Linked DNA regions of Mus musculus: region 1 is linked to region 2. Evidence: chromatin contacts called from ENCODE Hi-C or POLR2A ChIA-PET data. All regions are on one chromosome and are shown on one strand. The core of a region is the stretch at or near the end of the contact, and the rest is flanking DNA. Distances in the headings are between cores, read along the strand shown.

Region 1 (6,960 bases), core at 2,270-4,769, 140 kb before region 2:
CATCACATGACTTATTTTGTCTATGTTCAGACAAAAACAAACAAACAAACAAACAAACAAACAGGATCACTGTAACCCTAAAACACCCTCAGCACAGGATCACCTGGATTCCTGGTGCCATCCAATGTAGACCCAAAAGCCCAGTTTCTCCTCAGATCTTCCCACCAAAGCCCACAATTAGGACAGGTCTTTTCTAACACTGCTGCTGAACCCATGTCCCCATGATGCTGTCCCCTTGATTAACAAGGAACGGATCGATCAACAAGGAACTGATGTTTGCTCATCATCAGTTTGTTCCCAGGGTCCTTGGGGAAGACCTATATAGTGCGGAGCTGTAGATGGTTATGCTGCTGTCCCTGCAGAGGAGTCCAAGAGGATGGTGAGACTTTTCCAGGCGAAGCAGGGTCAGACAGAAGTCATTCCGACAGAGGAAGCAATGAGAAATGGGTGGGGATCATCGTTATGGAGAATGAGGAGTCTTTGTGGAGTGGGTTGGGGTGGACTGAGAAGGAGCTGACTAAACCTGGAGATCCTTGGTGATAAAATCGCATCCTACAAGAGGTCAGAGGAATAGGCAAGAAGAGTTGTAAACTGGAAACGTGTTTGAAGAAGAATTCCTGGACTGGCTCAAATTCTATTTCTCTTAAACCTGTTCTTTACTGGGGGCTGAAAGAAAAGGCACTTGCCATACTCACACCACTAATTTCATACTTTGTGTTTTCCAACCTGAAGTTGAGGGCCAGACAGCCCCAAATCCCTTTCCCTGGGATATCATGAATTCTGAGAAGACTTTGTTGTGGCTCGCAGCTCCCAGACCTTGGTAACTGGCATTCCACACATAATTCCTCTCAACTCCTCAGGGTCAAAGAGTGTCAGTTAGTCATTTCCTCTCTGGTTATAGTTTGTAACGGAAGAGCTTTACCACATGTCCCTAGCCCGATGAGCCTTCCAGATGTCCTGTCAGGCAGGCCAATGTCTTCCCGCTTCCTCTCAGGAAAGGATGGCTGAAACCAGCAAGCCACAGGTGGCTTCAGGGAATCTCATTGTGGAGCTTGGCCTGCTCCTATATATATGTGGGTCCCTCTCCATTGTGGGTTTCCCCCTCCCACACTGACATCCTTCCGCAGGAAGTTACAGCTGAGTCCTCCAGACAGTGGGACTCCTTCTGTCCTGTGGACTTAAGTTTTGCTTGTACCACAAACCTTCCCACCTTCATGAATCCTAGCTTGCCCTGTCTCATTCCCCAAGGCTTTGTCTGCAGTATCTGCATTTGGGTTTTCTTGTCTTGCCAAATGGTTTTTTTTTGTGTGAGGGTATCCTCAAAGTTCTGCTAAGTCTCTTGAAGATGCTGAAGAAGACTGCAGTGTCACCCGAAAATGCTCTGTCAGGGAATGCTGGGAACATTATGCCATCCCAGTTTTAGGCTTCTACCTCATACAGGCCTCAGTAAGCCACAGTATAGTCTGTGCCTTAAAACACACGTAGCATCACAATGTTTTTACACTTATCATATATTCACACTCCGTATCGTTTTGAGTTCCCACTTACTGTTGATGTAGGCAAAGCCCTTAGAAAAGCGCTGGTTAATACCATAAAAATATTAGCTGCCTTATTTGCATTATTATTAATGTATGAATTTAGATAGTTTCTTGTAATTGCTTTATGGTGATCTAGTATTGATCTTACTATATTTTATTCCAAAATTGGTGGATATTAAGGTTGCTTCCAACTTTTTATAATCATTGTCAATGCATCTAAAATATTTTTAACATATTATATTCATTTATCCAAGAGTTGTTATTAAAGGTATTTGGTTTGGTTTGGTTTGGTTTGGTTTGGTTTGGTTTTGGGGTTTTTTGGTTTTTGGTTTTGGAGTTTTTGTGGGTTTTTTTTGTCTTGTTTTGTTTTTTGATGTTTTGAGAGTTGATATTTTCTTGGTTGGCTGTAAGAATATGTTTATGTTTATGTTTTCTTTCTGGCTAGCGTGCCTATGCCTAGTAAGACATAGAATTCCTGAATTTTCTACAGAAATTTGACAACCCACACGATTTCTAAAGATTTGTAGATGCAGGGTGATAACCTTGGCTTAACTTACAGTTTTAAAAATGTTGCTGTTGCTGTAGTTTACGAATGAGTCATGTCGGCTTCCCCTTTAGCCCACACTTATTTGACATTATCTACTGGCTCTTAACTTTTTATGGAGTCAGGGACTGTTTAAGGATGTCCCTCAGGAAAATGCATGGGGCCCGGCATCACCCTCTATATGAGCATCGGAAGGCTTCAGAGAGCCCTGGCGGTTATCTACGGCCACCCTCTGAACACGTATCTCCTGCTTCTATTCCATTCCATTTTGGTTTTAGAATATCTATTTGATCACATCCACCCAACCCCCACACATCTCCCTACCACCTTCAAGTAGTTTAGGTTTGGGTTCATTTGTTCTATAACATGCTGAGTCCAGTTAATGGTCAATGGTCTTGTTGGCTTGACCTCGTACAGGACTTATACAGGTAATCATGGCTACAGTGTGTCCACAAGTGCCAATATAACCCTTGGGAGCACTCCTCCCCATCCTCCAGCTCTTCCTTCCCTTCTACGTACTCTACTGAGGCATCCGTAAGCCTCACTGGGGAGGGATTGGCACAGACACCCCATTTAAGGCTGAACCTCAGGTATATCTCCAACCTTTAGCCAGCCCCGGGCCTCTGCATAAACTGCTGCCCACTACAGGAAGATCTGCCTGTACTTAGGTAGATCCTTCGGATTTTTTAGTCCTGAGATTCCAGGGTCCCTACCTCCAGGGATTGTGACTGAGGAGTTCTCCATGGTAACTGAGGCTTGGTGTGTGTGGGTCATCATTTTCAGAAAGGCAGCTTTGGGAGTATCTGGATTCTCAAAGCGCTCCTGTTCTGCCTTCTAAAGCTTGCTCTTCTTTCTATAGCTATGAAGGAAAGGATAAAATCACAACTTTAATACATAAAAGTTTTACTGGCCTCCAAATTAAGGCTGCAGCTATTTAGTTCCAGGGTTACTGTGGGAGGGTAGATCTTCAGCTTCTTGGCTTAGATGGGAGCCAGAGGCAATCCACGCTTAGAATCGGGTGTCATACAAAGGAAAATAAGACAGATACAAAAGGAAGAGGAGGAAGAGGAGGAGGAGGAGGAGGAGGAAGAGGAGGGCAGGGAGTGAGGAAATTCTAAGCCATGCAGAAAATGGAACATACGAAGTATCCTCTAGTTAAGCATGAACAGCTTGTGTTTGGAATGGTTTGTGTTTCTAATTTTATAGCAAAAGTGAGCTCATTTTTCTCCCCTCTGCCAGTTACTTTGAGGATTCTTTTGTGAAAAAAAAAAAAAAAGAAGGAAATAAATTTAGCCTCCTCTCAGATTCACATTCACATAACTGATTCTGTTATAAGATAATGTCCATTGCCTCACTTGCAAATAAGATACTTTTTGTTCATTTAAAAATCTAGTGTCACTGGGTGTGGCATGCTCTTAATCCGAGAATTCAAGAGGCAGAAGCAGGCAGATCTCTGTGAGTTCAGGGCCAATCTGGTCTACATAGAGAGTTACAGACCAGCCAAGCCTACAAGTGAGACTCTGTCTCAATATATATTTACACAATGTACACACACACACACATACAAACATACACATACCCACAGTGTTAAGGGGGGATAGGAAGCAGTAAATTTATAGACCATTTTGAGAACAGCTAAGAATCTGGTTTGTTGGTGGTAATGATGTCTCTCTTGCACACATATACACAAGCGTATGCACACACACACACACACATACACACACACACACACATAGTATTCAGGACGGCAGGAAGCAGAAAATGTATGGACCATTTTAAGCCATTTAAAGACCAACTAAGAATCCTGTGTGTTAGTGATGATGATGTCACACACACACACACACACACACACACACACACACACACACACACCTCACACCTCTCTTCCTTAGGCTGCAAGTATCAAGAGAGTTAATCCTTGCTTTTGACTCAGTCATGTGCAAGGTTGCTCTCCTCGGAGAGGTTCGGTGCCAGCATCCTCTTTAGCCTTTGACGGCATCCATCCGGCTCTGTTAGTGATGCCAGGAACAAGAATCAGGAGCCAGTTCTAGGACTTAGAATGACTCACTGGGTAACTTCGGTGTGGCAACAATAGAAAAGTGACTCGGTTGTTCTGTTTGTGAAACTGGGACAGTGATGCTGGCAGCCTGCCTCTCACAGGGATGAGACAGGACCAGGGTTTCCAGATCTCAGGGGCTCTGGGGCATGGGTGTTACAGGGGGTGGGGGGTGGATGAAGAGGGGGTGGAAGAAGTCAGTGGCAGACAACCCAACTAAGAACTACAGGATGTCTCCCAGCCTGCCCGACAGACTGGATGTATGTGCTCTGTAGAGTGAAGAAAAGTATTGAAGTCAGTGCCTGGCCTTTGTCCCCATGACCCCAGAATACGAGAGGGAGCATGTGTCCCCCCAAGGCCTCCTCGGGCTCTCTACTGTGTTCACTTGACCGTAAAGTGCTTCTCAAGTGCCGCTTGCAGAGTCTAGGCTGTCTGTCCACTCGAGGAGACTTGTGAGGGGGAGCTGGACCATACCTCAGTGGTAAGGCGTTTGCCTCTACTCTCGGTATGTGCAAGGCAGGGACAGGAGGCTGCCCACAAGTTTGAGGCTTGCCTGATCTATGTATTCAGTTCAACGTTAGACTGAATTACACAGTGAGACCATCTCAGAAACAATAATAATCGCCAAATCAAAAGCAAAATCTAGCAAGCCTACCCCTAGGAGAGGCCAGGAATAATCACACGAACAGAGATGAGCGTCAGAATAACCATAAAATGATTAAATCTAGAGGGCACTTACCAGGCGTTTTAACCATATTATTTCAATTTAGAATTGTAAAATGAAGAAATGTTACATTACTAGGCTTAAGTTAATCATATGCAATTAATATTAGTACATAACACTTATGTTATTAGTATACTACAGACAGCATTAATACACTATACAATTGAGAAATAATATAATTCTATATAATAATTACTATGTAGAATTATGATCCCCTATTATGACTGAGGGAAACCACCCAGGATCACAGATGCACTAAGAAACAGCCACCCAGTCTTAACTCAAGAATCTAACTGTTGGGTTGGCAACTCTGACTACCGTCATCGGCTGCTGAGTGAGCCTTAGCATCCTTGGATGCTGTGTGAGCCATGCTGCTGTGTGAGCCACACAGCTGTGACTACCATTGGCCTCAGCTGCTGTGTGAGCCACGCCCTTCACCCTCCCACCCGAATCTCAATCTTGGTCATCACTTTATCCAGGAGTATTTGGTGGTGGGGCCAAGCAAGAGCGTAGAGGATAAAAAATAATTAGTATTTTAAGAAGCCATCTTAGAAATATTATTTGAAGCCTCATAGCATTTCAGAATGAAGAGTTTTAGGAAAATAAATAAATAAAACTAGCCCTAAATCCGATCATTTTATCTGATTATTAATGTTTACAAAAGCAAAGCTATGCCAGGTGCATGATTTCTTATTAACCATGGCTTTAACTAAGGCATCATGTGAGTATCGAAGCCTGGGTTTCAGATAGGAAACTGGTCCTCTGTGACTATCTGGAGTCTGGGGTCATCTGAAACCAACGATCTCTCTTGTATGGCCATGATTGACTCCCAGACTATCAGAGTCGATTCTGATGCAAGGATCAGAAGTGTCACTTCTGCACTACGCTATCCCCAGAAACTGGCCTCCTGGGCCTGTGGCCAAAAAAAAAAAAAAAAAAAAAAAAAAGTTGCTGATGTTAAGACCGTGCCACTGGGGACAAGAAAGGTCTGAGGTTGACTATCAAACTGTCTTCAGGACAGACAGGCCCAGAGTGAAATGACCTCCTCTACCTCTCCTGGTCATCAAAGCCCTCCGTGAGTCACCAAGAGATAGAAAGAAACAGAAAACTACTAAATACACTAAATACAAGCTTGCCAACACGGCCTGGGTGATGTGACCTGGGTCTTTAGCCAGAGAAGTTTTAGGAACCATTAAAGACATACTTGGGAATTCCCTGTCTGTGGGCTGAAGTAGGAATGCCTACTATACTCATGACCTCATCAATGACATCAAGAGTTGCACTGAAATGCCTCATGACTGAAGAGCAGAAGAGGAAGATGGGGAGATGACACCATCAGTAAAGAATGTGTCACACACGCATGAGAACTGGGCTCAGGTCGCCAGCACACGCACTGAAACAAACAGAGCAGGTGCAAAGCAATTGTATGTTAATAACCTGAGAACTGTAGAGAGGTGGAGACAGGGAATCTCTGGTGTCCCTTTGGCCAACCAGCCTAGCCTTATTGGCAAACTCCAAATTCAGTGTGAGATCTTGACTCAAAAATTAAGACGGAGAGCCACTGAAGATGACACCCAATGTCGACCCCTGACCTCCACATATATGCGCATACACATGTGTATATGCATATACGCGTAGCACACAAGAAGTACAAGAGAACAATGGATAAGCTAATAGTAAAAGTTTGCCTCACCAGTAAAGTCGGCTCCAGCATGCATGCATGACTTTCCTCCCAAGTTAGCGATCAAATGGGAGCCCAATATCTGTACATTAAGCATATCGGTTTTTTTCTTTAACACACCCCTTTAGAATTATTTATAGTCTATTAAAAGTGGTTGATATAAGTAATTATATCATTATAATTATATTATTAGATGTTGCTGTGCTTCAAAATTTGATACTAAGAACTTGCACTATAAAAAGTTTTGCTTAATCCATGTTAACTTATCCCAGGAATTTAATACCCCCACTGACTGGTGTGTGTCTATCCTCCCTGTTGGATTTCACTGCTATTAATAAGTTTGTTTACTGGTCTGCTTTTTGCCCCCAACATTTTATATGGTCAGATTTAAATCTGACACCATTAGATCCGAAGGAG
Region 2 (7,232 bases), core at 2,616-5,115:
TCTCTCTGCTACTTTGTTCAAAGCCTCAGGGTTGGGGGGTTGGGGGGTGGGGGTGGGGAAGGGTGGAGGAGTGGTATATAGCCCATGTTAAACCATTTCCTTCTCTGAAGGCTCAGAAAAAAAAAATGGAAATAAGGTATGAAATGGCACTGTGGGTGCTAAATTCCAAGTAACACAATACTGTGTGGTCAATGAACTAAACAGACATTAATCTGAAACTAGACTCCGGTCCCCTAGGGAACTGACCGGTATAGCTCAGCCCTTACTGGTTCTGCAGCGGCAAAACAGCCTTTCTATCTCAACCTTGATCCGAGTGGATAGGATCTAAGCTTTGAACAGTGCCTAAGCTCATTTCAGATGCAGTAATACTCGTTAAACAGTACTAAACTAGGAGATTTGAGCTTCCCTGATTCCCAAGAATGGACAAGGGCACATGAAGACCTGGCTTTGTGGCTGGCCTTTAGCCCCATCTTAGTCAGACGAGCTTCCTTTTTTTGTTGGGCCTCTCACAAACAATTGCAAGTAAATAAATAAGAATGCATGAGTGTGGAAGGAGGAGGCGATTTATACTACTCAGAGTCTTCAATTTAGCCGTGTGTGGTGGCGCATGCCTTTAATCCCAGTACTTGGGAGGCAGAAGCAGGTGGATTTCTGTGAGTTCAAAGCCAGCCTGGTCTACAAATCCAGTCCAGGACAGCCAGGGCTCTGTTACACAGATAAACAACAACAACAGAGTCTCCAGTTTAAATAACATTACAATATTTAACCCCCTCCATCCCATGTTAAACTTGTCTTCTGCAAATATCTCTTGAATACTCTTCTAGCCTTTGAGTAGGGGAAGGTAGAGGGAACTCAGAGAGTTCTCTGATAAGAATTTCCCTGCAGTAAAACCTAAACTACTGGCCTGTAACGCCAGGGAGACTGAGCCAGAAGCCAGAGAGTTCAAGGTCAGCCTGAGTCCCAAGAAAGACTCCTTCTTGAAGCAACAATTATAATCCTTATTGAGCTGGGCGGTGGTGGCGCAAGCACTTAGGAGACAGAGGCAGGCAGATCTCTGTGTCTGAGGTCAACTCAGTCTACAGAGTGAATTCCAGGACAGCCAGGGCTGCAGAGAGAAACCCTATCTTGAAAGACAACAAAAGCAAACAAAAAGTGCTTTGTTGATAGCTTGTTTCTTCAGATTCTTCACAACTTCAAAGCACTTTCAGTCTCCCAGCTTTGTGCAAGAATGTAACAAATCAGTCTACCCATTTGAGAGCTGGGAACCGCTTAGGCGCAGACACCCAAACATGTACTCGTTGGTACTTGTAGGAGCTGAAGCCAATATATATATTTCTTTTCAGTGCCTGGAAGCTGAAAAAACGGTGTCCCCTGCTTACATTCACCAAATCTCTGCCTGGCTTTTTCCCTTCAACAACTTGGTTCCAAACATCTTTCCTTTTCCCTTTCCTTAATTCTAGCCCACGCTACATCTTCTGGAACCAATAAACGAGAAAGGGGATGGAGAGATGGCTCAGTGGTTAGGAGCACCTGCAACTCTTTCAGGAGACCCCAGTTTCAGATCCTAGCAGTCACACAGTGGCTGACAACCATTCTTAACTCCAGTTTCAGGAGTATCTGATGTCCTTGTCTGTCCTCCAAGGACACTAGGCACATGTATGGTGCAGGTATGTATGCAAACATGTAAGCAAAAATCTATACACATAAAATAAATATTAAAAAAATGAGACAAGTAAATCACTATATGGTTCAGCCGATAATTTATTGGGCACCCACGTCTAGAAGCCAGATCATTGAAGAATTTGTGCAGGCAGAACTTGACTCTTCTTCATCCATTCAAAAGGATTACCGTAAAGCCAGACATGTGGGAACATTCCTGCAGTCCAGCATTTGAAGGATAGGATCAGGAATTCTGGGCCAGCCTGGGCTACATGAGACCCTAGCTCCAAATAAAACACAATAAAAAGGCCACTTTATCAACAGCACTCATCTAAAAGTAGCACCTGGTATCAGTCCTACTGGAATCCCTAGATTAATAAATGTGTTTGTAAATCCTGAACTTCAAGTGGCTTCAGTAAGAACAGCTTGGAAAAATGTCTCTGTACAGACTTGATTTCTAATTGTGGTGAAGCTTCATTCCTTAAACCATCTATTCAACATGAACTCACTCTCCAAACTTGCATCTGCTAGGCTCCGGGGAAAGGCAGGCACCAAAGAGTGCTCACCATGCGTCTCAGTGAAGCCTTACAACCCTGCTTGCGGTATCAGCTTCCGGTCCTTTCTACAGCCACATTGGCTTCTTTCATTTCTAAGAGCTCTGCCCCCTCCCTGACCTTTGCATAAACTCCAGTTCTAGGCTCCTGAGAATTTGACTCTTTTGTCTTCTCAGCCCCTCCTCCCCTTGCTGCCTTAGCTGCCTTCGATGCTTGCTTCTTTCCCCTCTGGTCAAAGATCTGCGAGACCCACTACTCCCAAATCAATTTAATATTCCGCCCCGTGATTGGTCACTAATTCTCTGTTCTTAGGTTCTTATTCGACTGGAGGGGCAGGGTCTGACCGGTTTTGTAAGATGCCAGAGCCTGGCACACCGGAGGCCTTCCAGGAATGAAAAACAAAACGGATGTGGCTGTCTAAACAGTTCTGTGGGAAGTGAAGCTCCTGTAGGTTAGGAGTTCGGGTTTTGAAATAGGGTCTCATGTAGACCAGTCTAGTCTCACCAGTTCTAAATGGCAGGGAATGGCCTTGAATTCCGAATCCTTCTGTTTTGGGCTCTCAAGTGCTGGGATCACATACCTGGGATTCCACACCTGATTTGGATTAGGGGTTTTCTTGAATTCCAGTGATGTCAGGTCTCCTACTTTTTTTCTTTTTCTTTCTTTTCTTTCTTTCTTTCTTTCTTTCTTTCTTTCTTTCTTTTTTTTTTTTTTTTTTTTGGTTTATGGTTTTAGGTTTTCGAGACAGAGTTTCCTCTGTATAGCCCTGGCTGTCCTGGAACTCACTCTGTAGACCAGGTTGGCCTTGAACTCAGAAATCTGCCTGCCTCTGGCTCCCAAGTGCTGGGATTAAAGGCGTGCACCACCACTGCCCACCGGTCTCCTACTTTCTATCTTGGCTCTTCAATAGCACTGAAATATTGGGAGTTGTTCCAAGTGCCTAAAACTGTAAGCTTCCAGACAACAAACATCCCACTGATTTACTGCTATGGCCTTACTTAGAATGAGATACACACAGAATAACAGCCATAACCAGTGTTCATGAATGCACTCTGGAGGGTCAGCGGAGGTGGGGATGCCACAACACAGACAACTGGCTATAGTCCACTTCAAAGCCTCAGCTGACTCTTCAAGAGCACATAAAAGCACTCTCATCGAAACAGAGGAAGTGGGGAGAGGGAGAAGGAAGGGGAGAGGAGAGAGAGAACTCAATGAATTTAACCTTCCTAGCCTTCACAAGCAATGCTAACCGCGATGCTTCAGTAGTCCTGCCATGGCTCCGGGGACCTTGGCTCCAGGACCCAGTACTGGGGTCCGTCCCTAAAGGGAACTCTATCGGACCTCTAAAACGGAGAACGAGGAGGTCTCTGCTCGCTTCCCTTCCCTGGCCTTGTACAAAGCGCACCCCCCCCCCCAAAAAAAAAAGGCCTCTGGAGCACTCGCCCGCGGGCAGGGCAGAGCTGGCGGAGCCCTAGACTTAGGCCTCGAGCCCCGCCCCCCGGCTGGTCGAAGCCGCGCCCCCAGCTCCCCACCCTACCCCCGCCCGGCAACGGTCCTGGCGCGCAGGCGCACTGGCGCGCCCAAAGGAGGGAGCGCGCCGGCGCGCGCGCGCGGGAGCCCCGCTTAAATGCGGGCGAAGGGGGCGGCGCGCATCCTCGGCGTCTCTGCCCGGTCTGCACCGTCGCTTCCAACTGTCTCCGCGTGGCACGAGCCACGAGCCGCGCTCTTCCCCCGGCGGCGGCGGCGGCGGCGGGTGCAAGCAAGGAGTGGCTGCGAGCGGCGGCGGGCTCCATGGAGAGCGGCGGGCGCCGGAGCAGAGGCGGCGCTTCCACCGCTGCGCCCGGACTGCAGTGACCCGCGTTCCGCCCCGCGTCCCGGCGGCCGCCCGGCCTCGCCGTCCGTGTCCGTGCCGCCGCCGCCGCCCGTCCCACCGGCGCCCGAGCATCGCGACTTCCTTCGGCCCGACTCCCCGGCGGGGTGGCGGCGGCCGGGTCCCCACGGTGGCGGCCGGAGCAGCGGCTGCAGGAGCCCGGCTCTAGGATGAAGTTCAAGCCCAACCAGACGCGGACGTACGACCGCGAGGGCTTCAAGAAGAGGGCGGCCTGCCTGTGCTTCCGCAGCGAGCAGGAGGACGAGGTAAGCGCGGGGACAAAGGCTGGCGACCGGGCTTCATCCCGCACCCCCCTGCACCGCCCGGGCCTGCGGGTCACCGGCAACCCCCACGCCCGGAGCTGGAGATCGGCCTCCGGGGTTCGCCAGCCTGCCTTTTAGACCTCCCATTAGGTCGCAAGCTGTTGGCTTCATTACGTAGATACCTCCTTTTGCAAAGCGGACTCCGCTTTTAAAGTTTTTCTGACGACCGAAAGATGGCCAGCGAGAGATGTGGAATGACGCCAGAAGGGACAAGATAGGCCAGGAACGGGGCGAAGTTGCCCTTTTCAGCCCGGCCATCTCTCGCTCTTCTGGTTTCTCAAGGCTGTTCTGCGGTGTGACTTGACATCTGGGAAGGAGCGGCGTGTGATTTTACCCGACCCTTCGCCCTGCTTTGGACGGATAGGGACCTTTGGAGTAATCTCTGGGAGAGCCTATTTTATTTCACTTCAGTTCTATTCGGTTTTAAAATGATTCCGTTTTCATCCTGCTCTGGATAGTTCAGTCACTTGGTAGCTGGGGGAAATCTTGTAGCGCTGCCACGCCTAAAATGAACTGATAGAGGAAAAAAAGTTAGCGTTCTGAGTTCTGCTTCTGTAGCCGCGTCCAGGGAAGCACCAAGCATAAAACTGGAGATGGGATCTAATGGCTTCCTTATTGCTAGCCCCTGAAGTTATGATAAGTATGACAGCGTACACTCAGTGGTGGTTAACAGATAGCCGCGTGCTTGAAAGTTAGGATCTTTAAACCGCTTTTGCTTTTTATTTATTTATTTTAAAGGTTGATTTGAAAGCTTCTAAGTGTTAAACCCAAATCCCGAAGGAACTTCTAGAGAAAGGTCTTTGAGCTGAGTCTACTTAGAAGAGAACGGAATATAGGACCTTTTAAAAGTGCACAAAGGACAAAAAAGGCCAACAAGCCTTAAATGCAGTCTATCATGGGGTGGGGGGAGTCTTTGAAGGAGGTGCCGTGCTAGGGCAAGGCAAACTAAGTATAAAAACATGTAATAGCGAATAGTGACCCAGGATCCAGTCTGACCTGTTCACTGCTCTATCGGATTTTTAGCTGAGCGTTTACAATGAGTTAGGTGCAACCCGGGAGTGTTACATTTAATCCTTTTAGCACTTGGAGGTAGTACTGGTCCGCCCTGTTTTATAGGTGAGAAGACGGCTTTGAGCAGAAATTCTTTGTCCAGATGACAGAATTAGGTAGCAATCATAGTTAGGGATGTAGTTCCTACCCCAGAAAGCTGGCCTCTTGGTAAAGGGCCTCTGCTCAGCAGTCGGGTGCTCCGTGTTTTGTGAGGCTAAACTTGAAAGCCTTTTAAGTTACCTTTGAGATTGTGCCATAATACACAGTTGGAAATTCAGGGCCCATTTTGTGTGTATGTGGGGGGGGGTGTCTGGGGGTGTGGGGGGTTGTTTGGGGGTGGGATGTATCTGTGTGTGTCCCTAGGGGAAGCTATGAGGATAGGAGAAATCAAAATTATCTAAATTGTGTGTCTGGCAAGGCAGTCTTGACAAGAGCTCCATAAATGACTTTAAGCAGGTAGGTGGATTGGTGTGTGTGTGTGTGTGTGTGTGCTTGGAAATTGTTTCTGCTGGAAGCGTTGCTAAAGGAGATAGCACCATGGTCGAGAGCTTGCCTCGAACACAGGAGCCTGGGTTCAATCCTGGGCTCCTCTCTCTCTCTCTCCAGGAAGTTGCTGTAAAATCATTGCTACAGCCTGTTTTCAAAATGAGACCAGTATTTTTAAATACAGTGAGATGAGCAAGGCTTGGGGAGTATTAGAGAAACCCATTATGTAAAGCGCTGGCTCTTGGAGCCTGTAGGCTGGGGGACCCCGGTGAATCAACTTGTTAGGGGATATGCTCTGAGGGAAGACGCTGGAATTCTCCCGAGCACACAGCCAACTTTCAGCATCTGGTTTGGCTCTTTGGAAATTTTACTTCTGTGGTTGTGTACAGTTGAGGCTCTTTCTATTATGTGATAATTACGGAATAGACTCTTAGCAGCACAGTAAGATGTCTGGGAAAGCTACAGGTGGGCTTTCCCTGTTGAAATGATACCACGAGCCATCCAAGGATAGACCAAAGCTGCTTGTCCCACCCTTCCAGCTAATGGGTAAAAACTGCTTATTTATTGGGTTAAGGAGTTGTAGGTCCTGGTTAGAACATTTAAATGTATGTTTTTAAAGATGAGGGTAACTTCAAAAAAAAAAAGTTAATTACCATCTGATCCTAAAAGGCTACGGAGAGCCCCCATTGGCTGGCTCACCTGAGTGCCGGGATTATAGGCGAGAGCCTTGATGCCCACTGAGAACAGGTTTTTCTTTTTTTTTTTTTTTTTTTTTTTTTTTTTTAAGATTTATTTATTTATTATATGTAAGTACACTGTAGCTGTCTTCAGACACTCCAGAAGAGGGAGTCAGATCTTGTTACAGATGGTTGTGAGCCACCATGTGGTTGCTGGGATTTGAACTCTGGACCTTCGGAAGAACAGTCGGGTGCTCTTACCCACTGAGCCATCTCACCAGCCCGAACAGGTTTTTCTTATAGTAGTGGTTCATACTGGTGCACGCCATAACTACCAGCATGTGGGAGGCAAAGGGGGTCTGATCTCTGAGTTCAAGGCCAGCCTGGTCTACAGAGTGACAGGGCATATAAATTAGGGCACAGAAGTAACATATCTCAAGGTCACAGAACAAGCAGGACTTGACTCCCCGTGTTTTTAAGTCTTCAGTGTATCTGAGCAGCCTCTCTGGCTAGTTTTTCCTGTGGAGGCCTGTCAGCTTCAGTGTGGCTTTGAGCCTTCAGACCAGCCCACAGGTATATGTCCATAAATGACTTTAAGCAGGTAGGTGGATTG

What was found. Hi-C counts contacts between places; a loop is a spot of excess contacts on that map. ChIA-PET counts read pairs that join two places held with the same protein, here RNA polymerase II (POLR2A).
Region 1: a loop to region 2 is called in a map of left cerebral cortex, with 4 times the contacts of the local background. The contact joins the enhancer-like site here to the promoter of Nudt4 in region 2. A Hi-C loop is called at or near these places in 4 of 37 maps with a recorded cell type or tissue (adrenal gland and left cerebral cortex). POLR2A ChIA-PET finds 5 or more read pairs at or near these places in 3 of 5 experiments (all embryonic stem cell).

Annotation. Positions count from the first base shown.
Region 1 is chr10:95,702,230-95,709,189 of GRCm38, reverse strand. No RefSeq gene overlaps it. Among named protein-coding and RNA genes, the nearest start is that of Gm47708, 25 kb to the left of the region's middle. Within about 2 kb of position 3,519, at least 1 of the 3 ENCODE cell types and tissues checked has a DNase peak (open chromatin) inside an H3K27ac peak, as active enhancers do; it is left cerebral cortex, where a contact is called at or near this core.
Region 2 is chr10:95,560,779-95,568,010 of GRCm38, reverse strand. It overlaps Nudt4 (nudix (nucleoside diphosphate linked moiety X)-type motif 4), which reads left to right and starts at 3,865. Exons shown (of 5, transcript NM_027722.5): 1 at 3,865-4,349. The coding sequence starts at 4,254.